Regions from separate parts of the Homo sapiens genome. Here region 1 is linked to region 2. Evidence: read pairs that join two places in POLR2A ChIA-PET (ENCODE). Cell type or tissue: MCF 10A. All regions are shown on one strand. Each heading gives the region's core, and the rest is flanking DNA. Links, peaks and the distances in the headings are about the cores only. Region 1 overlaps LOC107985869 (a long non-coding RNA gene). Region 2 overlaps LINC02613 (long intergenic non-protein coding RNA 2613).

Region 1 (6,345 bases), core at 2,341-4,840, 690 kb before region 2:
GGGACCCCTGAGAGTCAGGGGAGCACTCATCACTTCATTATGTCCTCAACACATCCTAGGCTGAGCAAAGGTTCTGAATGAAGAAATGCAGAGGTTGCTTGGACTTAGCCCGGGTTGTGGAGGAGACACTTCTTCCTTTCTCATCCTCACAAGGGGTCCTTACTCTGGCCCTACAGCAGCAGCACTAGAGGATCTGTCCAGAGCAAGGGCCTACTCTTTCTCCCTTGCTCCTGGTCTCTTCCCATAGAGCCTCCAGGCTGGAGTGGTGATGGGTGGTTCAAACTGCTCCTGTTACCGTCTCTGTCTGAGTCAGGGCTGCAGACCCTCCCCTGGGAAGCATGGCTGGAATTTCATACTTCCTTCAATCCTCATTCATTCATTCATTCATTCATGGAGTATGGATTGAGCTGCTACTGGGTACCAGTCAATCTCACTGGGTCCGCCTGGTGGTCTGCCAATCCAGATACTGAATACTTACTATGGTGAAGGTGCTATCAAGGTGAGGCCAGGCAGGCCTGTTCAAGATTTGGGACATCAAATGGCAGGGCAAATGTGAGAGAAGGCAGCCCTCGATGCAAGAAGCGATATCCGGCAAACCCCCAGGGCAGCAGTGGGGTCTGGGGAGAAACTTAACACTGAAGAGGTCCCTAGGATCTGTGGTCATTGCAACTAGGAAAGCTGGTTTGCAACCCTTCTTCTACATGCTCAGCACCACCTTAGGACCTAGCTTTTCTGGATTTGAAGGGCTGGTACCAGATTCAGAACAGACAATTTTCCTGGCAGGGGCCACATAGAGATCCATATGCTTAGAATGTTGTAGTTTATTCTTTGAGGTTAGTAGAGAGATCATAGCAACCATAACGTTTGGGCTTTGCCCTCGAGGTTTTTCTGTCTGTGGAAGTACTGTGGGTATTCTTCCCAAAAATACAATGGGGAGTTCAGGGTCAAGAGGAGCCAGGAATCTCTGAAAAATGGAGGCAAATGATCCCTGTTCTTCCTTCCTGCACAGTGAGGAACAATGCCCTCATCCTGCACCATTTCATCCTGGCTCAGGGATAGAATGTCCTCATCACAACATGCTGTTCTATCCCTGGGTTAAAGGAAGGAGAGATTAAATGAGGCCTACTGGATTTCCTAAATATTGCCTCCTCCCATTTCTTAGAGTCCCATAGACAAGGCTTTCCTCATAGAAGAGGCTTTCATTTTCTTTTAAATCACAGGGTTGTTTATAAGACAGATTAAGCATAAACTCAAATGCTAAATCATCTGATACTCAACAGTCTGATACCAAATATCTGAAGTAAAAAGCCTGTGACCCGATGATGGCATTCAAGTGATAAATCACTCTGATCAGAAAAGGATGCAAGAAAAGCAGCTGAAAGTCTGTCTCCCCAGCCACGTGGCTTTGATCTCTGGGAAAGTGGATATTAGTGCAGACAGCAGTTCATAGGTCTTGATTAGTCCGTTCAAACCAGTGACTATGATTTCTCTGTAGATACAAGCACAAAAAAAGTCAATAAACGTTGGGCTGAACTTTAAACAACTGTCTTTTCAGAGAAAACCCAGTTGCATACAAGGAAGATTACTGCACTAGCCTGAAGACAAATGTCTACAAATATTATACGCTCAAGTGCAGGGAGGAGTTTTGTTCAAGGCAGCACAGAAAACAAATTACTCTGGTCTTAAATAAGATCCTTTGAACGGGCAGCAGCAAATCAGTACAAATTAGGACAAATGCATTCTTGACTGATATAATTTCCTTATTCTGCCTGAAAAATGCCACCAATCAGACTATAGACAGCTATGTCCCAAAAACTGGGGCCTCCGGTTACATGGTGGTTGAGTCAATTTGGTGGAAGTTCAAACCCCTAAACCAGCTCTTTATTCCACTTCCTGGGTACTGGTCTTATATTTCCAGGCAGGCAATTGAAATTTGACCATGGTTTTATTTTGCATCTCTTGGCCAGCAAATGTAAATGCAGCACCCATAAAGCACTGAGTCCCCAGAGCCTGTGGCAGGGCCAGCAGAGACTGGATGTAATTGGGAACAAGAATGGTTGCAAGATCTGTTTTCCTGGGATGGTCCTGGCTTAGGACTATGGTTCTAGAGTCCCTTCCGGCTTGCATTTGCCACTCTCTACAGTTTCTCAGTTTGGAATGATGAATTACAGTCACTCTAGGGGAGATCATTTCCCTAGCCCCAGGCATTGTTTCAAAGAATGGATGTACATGGGGGCTTTTTGTTTTAGATCAAGGAAGAGTCTGTGCTTAGGCAGGTGGTGTTGAGTCTAGAGAGAGAGGATAGGCACCCACCCAGCCATGGGTCTTTTCTTCCCACAGGCACCTCAGACTGAGCACTGGAATGGGTGAGTCAGAGGCTGAAGGGGCCCTACTGATGAGGGGTCTTGTGAGATCTGGTGGAGAGGGGTAGGCTTCCCATTTCTGTGCTGAATGGAGAGGCAGCATCTGCTAGAGACCAGGGAGGTGCAGGGCCCCAGTGGCAGGGAAGCAGGTTCTTTCACAGGACTCCAGTTCCCTACCTCTCAGGGCTTAGCCAGAGAATGCACACTGAGCTTACCAGTAATACAAGTATTTTGGTAAAACCTGACTCAAATACTGTCATCATCTTCCGGTCCAGACTCCACTCCACTCCTGGACAGCAGCTAGTACTTTGTGTTTGGCCCTGCTTTTCTAGAACCTTCGTTTGGGGTACTTCTGTCTCCTACCAGACTGCAAGCTCCCCAGGGCAGGGAATTCATCTTTGCCTTACTCACACAACCTGGCCACACTCATTAAGTTCATTAGAGGGTGCCCAAGCAACATTGGTTGAATTAATGAATGAAACATAATGAAATACAATGCATCTAATTTTCCAGCTTGGCAGCAGCTGGCAAAACTTAAAAGCTGAAGTTATCAAGGAATGGGCTAACTCATAAAACACTTCAGCCCTCTTTACCCCTTTTTGGTCCAGGTAACACCGGTGATCACAGTAGCTCTTTGTGTGCATTGTTAATGACAAGAGTCTAAACATGCAAGTCTCTCTTTTTATCCATGATTTTTTTTTTCCTGAGATAGAATCACTTTATCATGCAATGAAGCTATATGAAGGTAAGATGCCTGAGAGAGTGTTTACCTTGCTAGAAAATATTTAGACGTGTGTTGAATGACTGATTTCGAGGTCCAACTCTGCATCCTTCTTCAAGAGACCTCTCGGGTGAGAGAGCAATGAATAGTGGCCCTTGGCTACCGTGTTGGGTCTGCACGGCTTTCAGGGGAGATGGCCACTCTTTATTGACAGGCATTTCCCTTATTTAACCACATGTTCCATGCACAGATGGTATTTATCTTCAGGAGATGACTCACGCCCTTGTCAACATACCTTTCTATATTAAATATCCCTATCACATACAAACTGGACCTCAGAGTGGGCTGGGTGGTATTAGAACAATCTCTTCCCCCTTTTTAGAAGCTGTGAAGATTTTTGAATTTACTCACAAGATCTACTTCCCAATGAACTAAGACTTTGTAGGATTTTCCTATTTAAGATCTGGGTTTAAACTCAGCTCTTCCATTTAACTGGCTATGTGGTCTTAAGATTACTGTCTCTGTGCCTCTATTTAATTACTTATAAAGTGAGAGCAATTTTCCTGATCTTATAGAGTCACTGAGAAGATTAAGTGAGGTAGTGGCACTGAGAAAGTTTGAAGCAAATATTTTTTGAATAAATAAATGACTAAAACAATAATATAAATGTTAAAAATCATCAACCAATTCAGTGTGTATAATGAGGCTTATTATTTACTGAGTGATCCCCGTGCATAAAGAATAGCTCTAAGTTCTTAAACCCATACCACCTTGTAGTTAAGGAATTAGAATGTAAGCCTACATCTTGTGGGTGGGCACCCAAGGCCACACTCTTAACTTCTACCTGCACTGCCTCTTCTTATTTGTAATAAATGTAATAAACTCCTTTTGGCACTAAATACTGCCCTGGAAAAAATGGTCAGCTTCTTCAACTGCGGCTGCCTTTACGCTAATGTAACTGAGGTTCTTAGAGTTTTATAACTTACTGAGCGAAATAAAAAAAAAAAAAATACCCTTATGACACCTTGGTTTCTGCACTAAGTAATTAATGACAAATTTGAGGATCAGGTATCTAGCTTCTGTTACCTGATATTCTGAGCTGAGAATGCATCAGACTCAGGCCTCAGAAATAACTTCACTGAGAGTAAAATGGGAACAAGTTTCTAGTTAGTGAAAACTGGAGCATATGATGACTTGACTGTACACGTGGGGGCAAATAGCAGTCCTCTCTCTCCCATTTCTGGAAAGGGTTTCGTTTCTCTTGGGCCCAGTATTTTCCTGGGTTCTGATAGCCTCTGCTGACTTTGAACTCATCCTCTGTCATTGTAAAAAAGTATACAAGCATTTGCTCAGAACTGTGCTAGACTCTGTGTGATTGCTTCAAGACAGCTCTATCAAAATAAGAGTTATCACTTATTATGAGGCTGTGATGCTCTAGGGACTATGCTAAGTGCTTCATGTATTTTTATAGTCAGGGTAGGCTAGTTTATGCTGTGGCAACAAACAACTCCCAAATCTTAGTAGCTAACAATGAGCTTACTTCTCAATCTCACTAAATGTTCAGTGCCGGTTGGCTGGGGGCTCCACTCCACCTCGCCTCACACAGTGACCTGGAATAACAGAGCTTCCACCATCAAATGTGTTACTGGTCTCCCGGAGTCCCACCTCTAGAATTCTTGCATACAATATCGAAAAGTCTCCCGAACTTTCGTAACTTTGCCATCTTGGGCTCTTAAAGAAAACACTAATTGTATGTTTTGAAATCCAGAAAAGGAAAGGAGTGAGGGATGTTAAGATCAGTCACTCCAGCGATGGCTTAAGCCTCCCCTGGCACAGGCCCCAGGGGTGAGCTTGCTTCTGTGGATTTCCAGCCGGGAAGCACCACCCCGGTTTATTTTCAGAGGTGGAAACTCAAGCAACAATTATCTCCCATCACAGCAAATTAAAAGCCCAGGCTCACCCATCCCAGGAGCGGGGCGAGCACAGGACCATAATGACAGGCCAAGGTTAGTGCATTTCCTTTAAAGGCATGAGCCACTCATGAAACACAAAATAAACAGAGACATAAAAGTCCATGGAAAAGGCCCACAAGTGAGAGCAAGCGTTCGTGCCAAGATCAGAGAGTGTATTTTGATTTTTCAGGAGATTGAGGATTGTAGCAGCAAAAACTGCTCAGTGGATGAGTTGTGGTCTGTGTTTAGGATAATGTGGAAGCTATTGTGTACAACACTGCAGAGGGTGGGGGACGAGTGGCCCAATCTGTCACACAGACATATTTCTATGGCCTTAGAGCCCGGTCTACTTCCACCCACTCTAACCAGAATCTCTATTCCTGCCTGGACACCTGCTCAATGGAGCAGTGCGGCCCTGCTGGCCAGAGCTTCTGCTTGGAATGCCTCTCCTCTCTTATTTTTTTTATTTTTTTTTTTTTTATTTTTTTTTTTTTTTGAGACAGAGTCTCACCACTCTGTTGCCCAGGCTGGAGTGCAGTGGCATGATCTTGACTCACTGCAACCTCCACCTACCAGGTTCAAGTGACTCTCCTACCTCAGCCTCCCGAGTATCTGGGATTATAAGTGTCCACCACCACGCCTGGCTAATTTTTTATTTTTAGTAGAGATAGCGTTTCCTCATGTTGGCCAGCCTGGTCTCGAACTCCTGACCTCAGGTGATCCGCCTGCCTTGGCCTCTCAAAGTGCTGGGATTACAGGCATGAGCCACTGTGCCCAGCCTCCTCTCTTATAGTCTATGCCAGCATCATTGACAGGAACTTAGCCAAAACTCACCTCTTTCAGGAAGTCCTCCAGGACTAATGCTTCTGGGTTCTACGACCCTCCTGTTGCAGGTTGTTTATATATAGCTGTCTCTGCTACTTAATGTCAGTGAAGATTTGTGGTTGTGTCAGTTTTTTGGGGGAGTTCTTTTGAGCTTTGTTATCATATAAGATCTTCAGGAGTATAGATTTTTATTTTTCTTTATATTTATGCTACACACGTTTAACTTCCAAAAAACATTTTCTCATGCACCACCTAATTTTATCTTCAGTATCACCTAGTGAGGTGGGTAGGGATTCCATATGACAGTTAGGAACTTATATAGCAAGATGGCTAGGAGTATGGGCTTTGGCTTGGGCAGGTTTCTAATCTCTCTAAGCCCCAATTCTCTCATCTGTAAAACAGGGATAAAAATAGTTTCTGCCCATAGGTTATTTTAAGGATTAAATGAGATAACACAGGTAACATGCTTACCTCACACAATAAA
Region 2 (6,345 bases), core at 1,701-4,200:
AGGAGTTCGAGACCAGCCCGGACAACATGGTGAAACTCCGTCTCTACTAAAAATATAAAAATTAGCCAGGCATGGTGGCACGTGCCTGTAGTCCCAGCTACTTGGGAGGCTGAGACAGGTGAATCGCTTGGACCCGGGAAGTGGAGGCTGCAGTGAGCTGAGATTGCACCACTGCACTTCAGCCTGGGCAACAGAGTGAGACTCCGTTTCAAAAGACAAAAAAGAAAAGAAAAGAAATTTAAAAGGTTGGGGGGCGGGTGGAATTTTTCAAGGCTGTTATGAAGGTGGCAATTAAAGCGCCTAGAGAGGACACTCTGTTAACTTCCACAACTGGAGTATTTGCAGGTCCTACTGGCCCAACCTGGTACCAACCAGTTGAAAATAATGGGTGTGTCCAGAACGTCACTGGTTCCTGACCTCCGATCCCACTCAAGTCCTGCGGATGCTCTGCGCTGCGCTCTCAGGCTGCCCTCTGGGGATACACCTGTGTGCACGCCAAGGGTGCTGCTTCCACTACACCAGTGGTGTAGGTGCCAACATGGAGTTACACCTCTGCTGCCCTCACACTCACAGAGATGCTTTGCTGCACAGCGGGGTGAGGACAATGACCCTCTCCTCCACTCAGTATCCCTGAAGTTACTTTGGAACCTAAGCAGATAGCTGTGGCCTCTGTCTCCCTGACGCCCTGCGGAAATGGCTCCTTTAGTCCTTCCCTGCTGCCACCTGCCACTGGACTGGAAGACAAGGTCAGGGATTGGCACTGCATTTTTTCTATGCAAAATTCTTCCCCCGCTTCCTCTCTTCCTATGTTGTCTTCCCCCTCTCCTTCTCCCATGTAAATGCCCCATGTAAATAGATGCCTGTATGGACTAACGAAGCAGTGTCCTCTGGCTGTGTAATCTGCTGTATAATTCATATGATATGACATTATCAGCATTTCCTAATCTCCCTCTTAGTTGGCCACCCAGCCCCTTATCTTTATCCTACCCCAACTCCCTCACCCAGAGATACACAGTCCAGTATTTGTTGATTTGAATTGACGGAACTTGGGGCCCGGCAGTTCAGGCAGTCAGTCCCAGTCTCCTTGGCCCCTTCGAGTCATCAGACGGGACCCAGGCAGATCTGTGAGTGCATCAGTCCTGGACCAGTCTCTAGGTGCTCAGCGTGCTGCGGGAGATCTGGGTGTCTGGGGAGGGACCACACAGCAGGATCAGAACCTTGAAGGAGGCTCCTGCCCCTGGTGGCCTGCAGGGCATGCTGGCCTGCCCTGAGCTTCTGCTTGTGGCCCCGACATCCTGCCACTTCTTGCCTGTCTCTCTGCATAGGCTCTGACTGGGGTATCATGCTGTGAAGGGTCCACCAGGCCCTGTGCCACCAACTAGGCCTTCTCACAACCATTACTTAAGCTTACCTGAACTTCACATGCCCCCTGGACCTTGCACCTGTGTGTCCAGGCTGGGTCAGCACCTTGCATTGTTCTCTCCTCACCCCTGCTTGAGCTTCCTACCCCTAACTTAAAAAAAAAAAAATCTTCAGCTACCTTCTTTAGCCCAGAAACTCTCCTCAGCTTGCATGAGAGAGGGGTTAGGCACAGAACAACCCTGTTGTTCTGATGGGTTAACTTCAGTCTTTCCCAGGCCAGCTTCCTCCCCTTACTCTGAGGGGCCTGTGCCACCAAGGTCCCAGCGTGGCTCAAGGCTCAAGCTCACTTAACCACCATAGCAGCTGGTATCACCGCTTGGCTCCCTCTACTGGAGCAGAACAAAAGTTAGGGAGACAGGTGGAAGGGGCAACTATTAACACACATTGCACTATCTCTCGGTGGGCTCAGAAACTGGGGTAGGCCCAAACTAATGGGACAAGGCATCCAGTTACCATTAGGTGGAAAGACAGGCGGTGGCAGTGGGAGGATGACAGGCCAGTCCAGCGCCCTTCAGCAGGGCAATGTCTATATTCTTCATTTATATACCATTTGTTCTTTTTTTGTTTTGTTTTGTTTTTGTTTGTTGTTTGTTTGTTTGTTTGTTTTTGAGACCAAGTCTCACTCTGTTGCCCAGGCTGGAGTGCAGTGGTGCGATCTCAGCTCACTGCAACCTCCACCTCCCAGGTTCAAGTGATTCTCCTGCCTCAGTCTCCTGAGTAGCTGGGATTACAGGCGCCCACCACCACGCCTGGCTAATTTTTGTATTTTTAGTAGAGACGGAGTTTCACCATGTTGGTCAGGCTGGCCTCGAACTCCTGGCCTCGTGATCCGCCCACCTCGGCCTCCCAAAATGCTGGGATTACAGGTGTGAGCCACCGCACCTGGCCATCTCTGTTCTTTTAAGGAGGCAAGAAAGTAAGAACAAAGGGACAGAAGAAAATGTACACACAGGACTGCCAAGCAATCCTTCTCTGCTTCTCCTTCCAAGCATGTGATGTGTCCAACTCCCTCATCTCTCTGTCCCTGCTAACCAGGATAGGATTATTTTAAGTAGGTGAAAAATGTCTTTGACCATGTAAGGCCTCCTGAAACTCTAAAACCTGTTTTGTAAGAGTCTGTGCTCATTTTAATTTAATTAGCAAACTTGGAATTGCTCACACTGCTTTCTGATTCTGCAAGATTCATGAAAATGTATGCAAAATGTTATGGGGAATTGGTAAACTATGGTACTCTGTGTCTGTACAGCAATGCCCTTAAAAAGCAAGCTATCTGAGGCTGGTGATCAGGCAAGCTTCAGAACAATTCTCCCACTGGGTGGGAAGTTGGATGGGTGGCTTCCAAGGTTGCTTCTAACTCCAAGATGTTACGACACTAAGGTTAATGGACACTGAAATGCAGGCCAAGAAAAACCATCTAACGTGAGGGGTTAAAAAAAGACTTGACAATGTTTTTTACCCAGAACACGGTGAGCTGAAACATTTCCAGCTAGGGCTGTCAACAAAGAATGTGTTTGCAAAACATTCAGAAATTAAAGTAAACTTCAGCAGGCAAATGATAAACCTTCCCTAAAAAGGTAATCACATGGTGAGTGACCAGATTTTGGATGTGGTCCAAAATGCTTTCACATTTTTAACTCCAAATGGGCTGGGGCACTTGCTTTGAGGGTCAAAAACATGAGAAGTTAGGATAATTGCCTCCTACTCAGCAGGCAGCCGTGGGAAAGCTGTGAGAAATAAAGTACCTGGTGGCGACTCCGAAAAGCCAGCCAACCCCTGAGGATTGTGGTGCAGGAAGAAAGGGGCATAGAGTGGGCACACAGCGGTCCCAGAGCCATAGGAAAAGGAGGTCCCGGGGATACCAGGGCACCCCTCAGTCCAGCTGCCGATGCCCTGGCCAGGGGGCAGTGTGGGTTGCTTTGCCATCCTCCTTTCTCCCGGATGCTATTCCAGCCAGTACAGCACCACATCTGGAAAAGTCCTCATTCCATTGAGGCTCAGACTCTTCAACCACATCAAACTCTACCTTTTATTGGGGTGTGGAGGAGCTTTGGTTTTGGCTATATCTGCTTTACAATTTTTTTTCATTGTGAAATAGATCATATTACAAAAGAATGTGCATAACGTATATGTCCAGCTTAAAGAATAATAATAAAAACCAGATACACATATCCACACCACCCAGCTTAAGGAATTGAACATTGCCAATACCATGAAGCTCACTCCATGCCCACCCTTCCCAATTGTCTTGCTCTCCCTTCCCAAACCCTGGGGCAAGCCACTGACCTGACACAGGTGTTACTCATTCCCTGGCTTTCCTTTATAGTTTTAATCCATTTGTTGTGGATCCCTAACCAATATACTGCTTAGTGGTGCCTTTTGTGAATTTCATGTGACAAAGCCATGCTAATTGTAACCTTCTTAACATGCTGTCTTTGCTCAACAGTATTTTTGAAATTTGTTCATGTTGATGAGTGTAGCTGTAGTTTATTTGGTTTCTTTGCTATATGGGATTTCATTATGCCAAAATTTCTTCGTTATTCTGTTACTTATGAATATCTGGGTTGTTTCCTTTTTTAGCTATTATAGACAATGCTACTATGCACATTCTTGTACACATCTCCCATAGAGTATGTGCAAGAATTCCCCTCGGGCACAGCTACTCACAGTGTAGCTGGCAGACTCACTGCTGGTGCCCAAACTTTTATTGTTTTACAACAAGGTCAGGAGCTTGAGCCAGGATGTAAAGCAGCTACATCATTCAATTCACCATTTAGTTCAACTGCTACTTTTTTTCATAGCAGGACTTCCTTTCAAAGGAGCAATTGGGCCGGGCCCGGTAGCTCACGCCTAAAATCCCAGCACTTTGGGAGGCCGAGGTGGGCTGATTACTTGAGTTCAGGAGTTCAAGATCAGCCTGGACAACATGGTGAAACCCCATCTCTACTAAAAATACAAAAATCAGCCAGGCATGGTGGTACGTGCCTGTAATACCAACTCCTCAGGAGGCTGAGGCAGGAAGACCACTTGAGCCAGGAGCCAAAGGTTGGTCACCAGTGAGCCGAGATCAACCACTGCACTCCAGCCTGGAGAACAGAGAAATACCCTGTCTCAAAAAATAAAAAATAAAAAAGTGCAACTGATTTCATTCCGGAAGAAGCTCCTCAATTCCTCCTACTTCTGCTGCTTGGCAGGGCCCTTGGTGTCCTCTACCTTTTCTCTTCACCTTCATCTGCCAATCTCTGGGCACCCTCTCCCTCATCAGTGAAGACTTTGGTCTCTCACTCAGCCTCTCAGTTTTGCTCAATAAAAATGTGCTGCATGAGCGAGCTGAGATCGCGCCACTGCACTCCAGCCTGGGTGACAGAGTGAAACTCCGTCAAAAAAAAAAAAAAGTGCCACATGAATGAATGAATGCTGTGTTCTTTCCAACCCAAACATCTGCCTCAGGAGCTGCCATGTTCTTCCATGAATTCCACCTCCCCAGTTGATTTTTCCAGGGGATGGGTAAGAGTCAAAGTCCTCCCCAGACTTTTTCATCCTGGAACCAAGAAAGGCGGTCAGTGTATCTCCAGTGTAAAAGCTAAGATGTCATTCACCAGGGCTGGCAGCAGCCCTACTTACCACCTTGGGAGGAAGCTGCCTGCAGTGACAGAGGACAGAGTTGAGGCACAGAGAAGACAGCAGCAACACGAGTCGGAGCAAGCATCTGGTAGCACCTGGTCCCTGACTCCTGGGTCCCTGGGCCTGCCTGCATTGGTTTCTCAGCCCCATCTTGGCTTCTCTCTTTTGTCCAAGCTGGTTGAAATGGTTGTTTCACATCTGGAAAGAAAATGAATAATACACCCAATTTTAGGCTTAGTGAGCTGCAGAAAGCTGGAATCAAGGCTGCCCTTTGGACTGCAAAGCTGGTTATTACGAACATTTTTGAAGAATGTTGCTAATTCTTCAGATTGGTGTTACTGCAAATACCAAACTGAAACCAAAATCAAACCAAACAAAAACTCGCAAGCAAATAGGAGATCTGAGGTTGCCATATTGTAGGGCATTGCCATCTTTCCTGCCGCAGCTCAGGTATCAGCTGGACAGTTCTGCTTGGCGTGCACCACACGACCACCCGTGCCTGAACTCTGATCTCGGCTCGGGTCTTCCCAGGTCCTCTTTCCAGGGGTTCCCACTGTGGTCCATCACTCCATGTCACTTTACACCACTGGGAAGGCTATTTCACCACATCCACATGTAAGGACGGGAAAACAGCCAAACGGCACACAACTCCATGAAGAATTGTTAACACCAGCAGGGACAGCTAGGGATCTAACTCATACAGGAAAAAGGAGTACATGAGAAGCTCTGAGAAACAGCAGGACTCTCCCAAGGAATACTTAGTCCAGAAATAATTCTTTAAAACTGGGTGGAGCTTTAAAACCATTTTGCCACAGAAATCAAAAGCCCTTTATGGGCATTTCATCTGTCCCAGTCCCACCTAAAGTGGACATAAAGCACAATTCCAGTCCCTATCATCACGCCTATATAGGACAGAACAGATCAGCAGTTCCTCCTCTTCCCCATCCCTAGAAGAAAACAGCAATTATTCTTGGGTCACCTGATCACAGAGTGTACAGGAGAGGGGCACCTGGATATGTCATTCATTCCCATGTTTGAAGGTAGCTAAGGCTCAGAGAGGTTAAGTGAATTATCCAAAGTCACACAGCCATATAGTAACAGAACCCAGACTAGAAGTCAAAACTCTTGTCTAGTGCTCTTTTCTCTTCACTGTGCTGCTTAGGAGCACTTCTCAGGCAATACCGAAGACATTTCAAAGAGTGTGAATCAGAACGTGAAACCAATAAAGTAACTACAATGTCCTCAGATATCCACATGACAGCCCTGGGATGTCTTGGGCATTTTTTACCCCCAGCAGACATG

What was found. Peaks named below come from ENCODE experiments on the same cell type or tissue, not always from the same donor. Only the 100,000 strongest peaks of a DNase experiment are listed, where the experiment ranks them.
Region 1: POLR2A ChIA-PET joins it to region 2 with 5 read pairs; 1 of 35 experiments calls an interaction of 5 or more read pairs at or near these places.

What each region holds. Positions count from the first base shown.
Region 1 is chr2:37,777,869-37,784,213 of GRCh38, forward strand. All of the region lies in intron 2 of LOC107985869 (a long non-coding RNA gene), which reads left to right. Among named protein-coding and RNA genes, the nearest start is that of PIRAT1, 95 kb to the right of the region's middle. In MCF 10A, for the core only: no CTCF peak of the experiment used is centred there; a DNase peak (open chromatin) is centred at 3,343.
Region 2 is chr2:38,464,201-38,470,545 of GRCh38, forward strand. It overlaps LINC02613 (long intergenic non-protein coding RNA 2613), which reads right to left. Exons shown (of 5, transcript NR_110259.1): 4 at 5,044-5,241. Among named protein-coding and RNA genes, the nearest start is that of LINC01883, 36 kb to the left of the region's middle. In MCF 10A, for the core only: a CTCF peak has its summit at 1,742 (motif pointing left); DNase peaks (open chromatin) are centred at 1,721 and 2,801.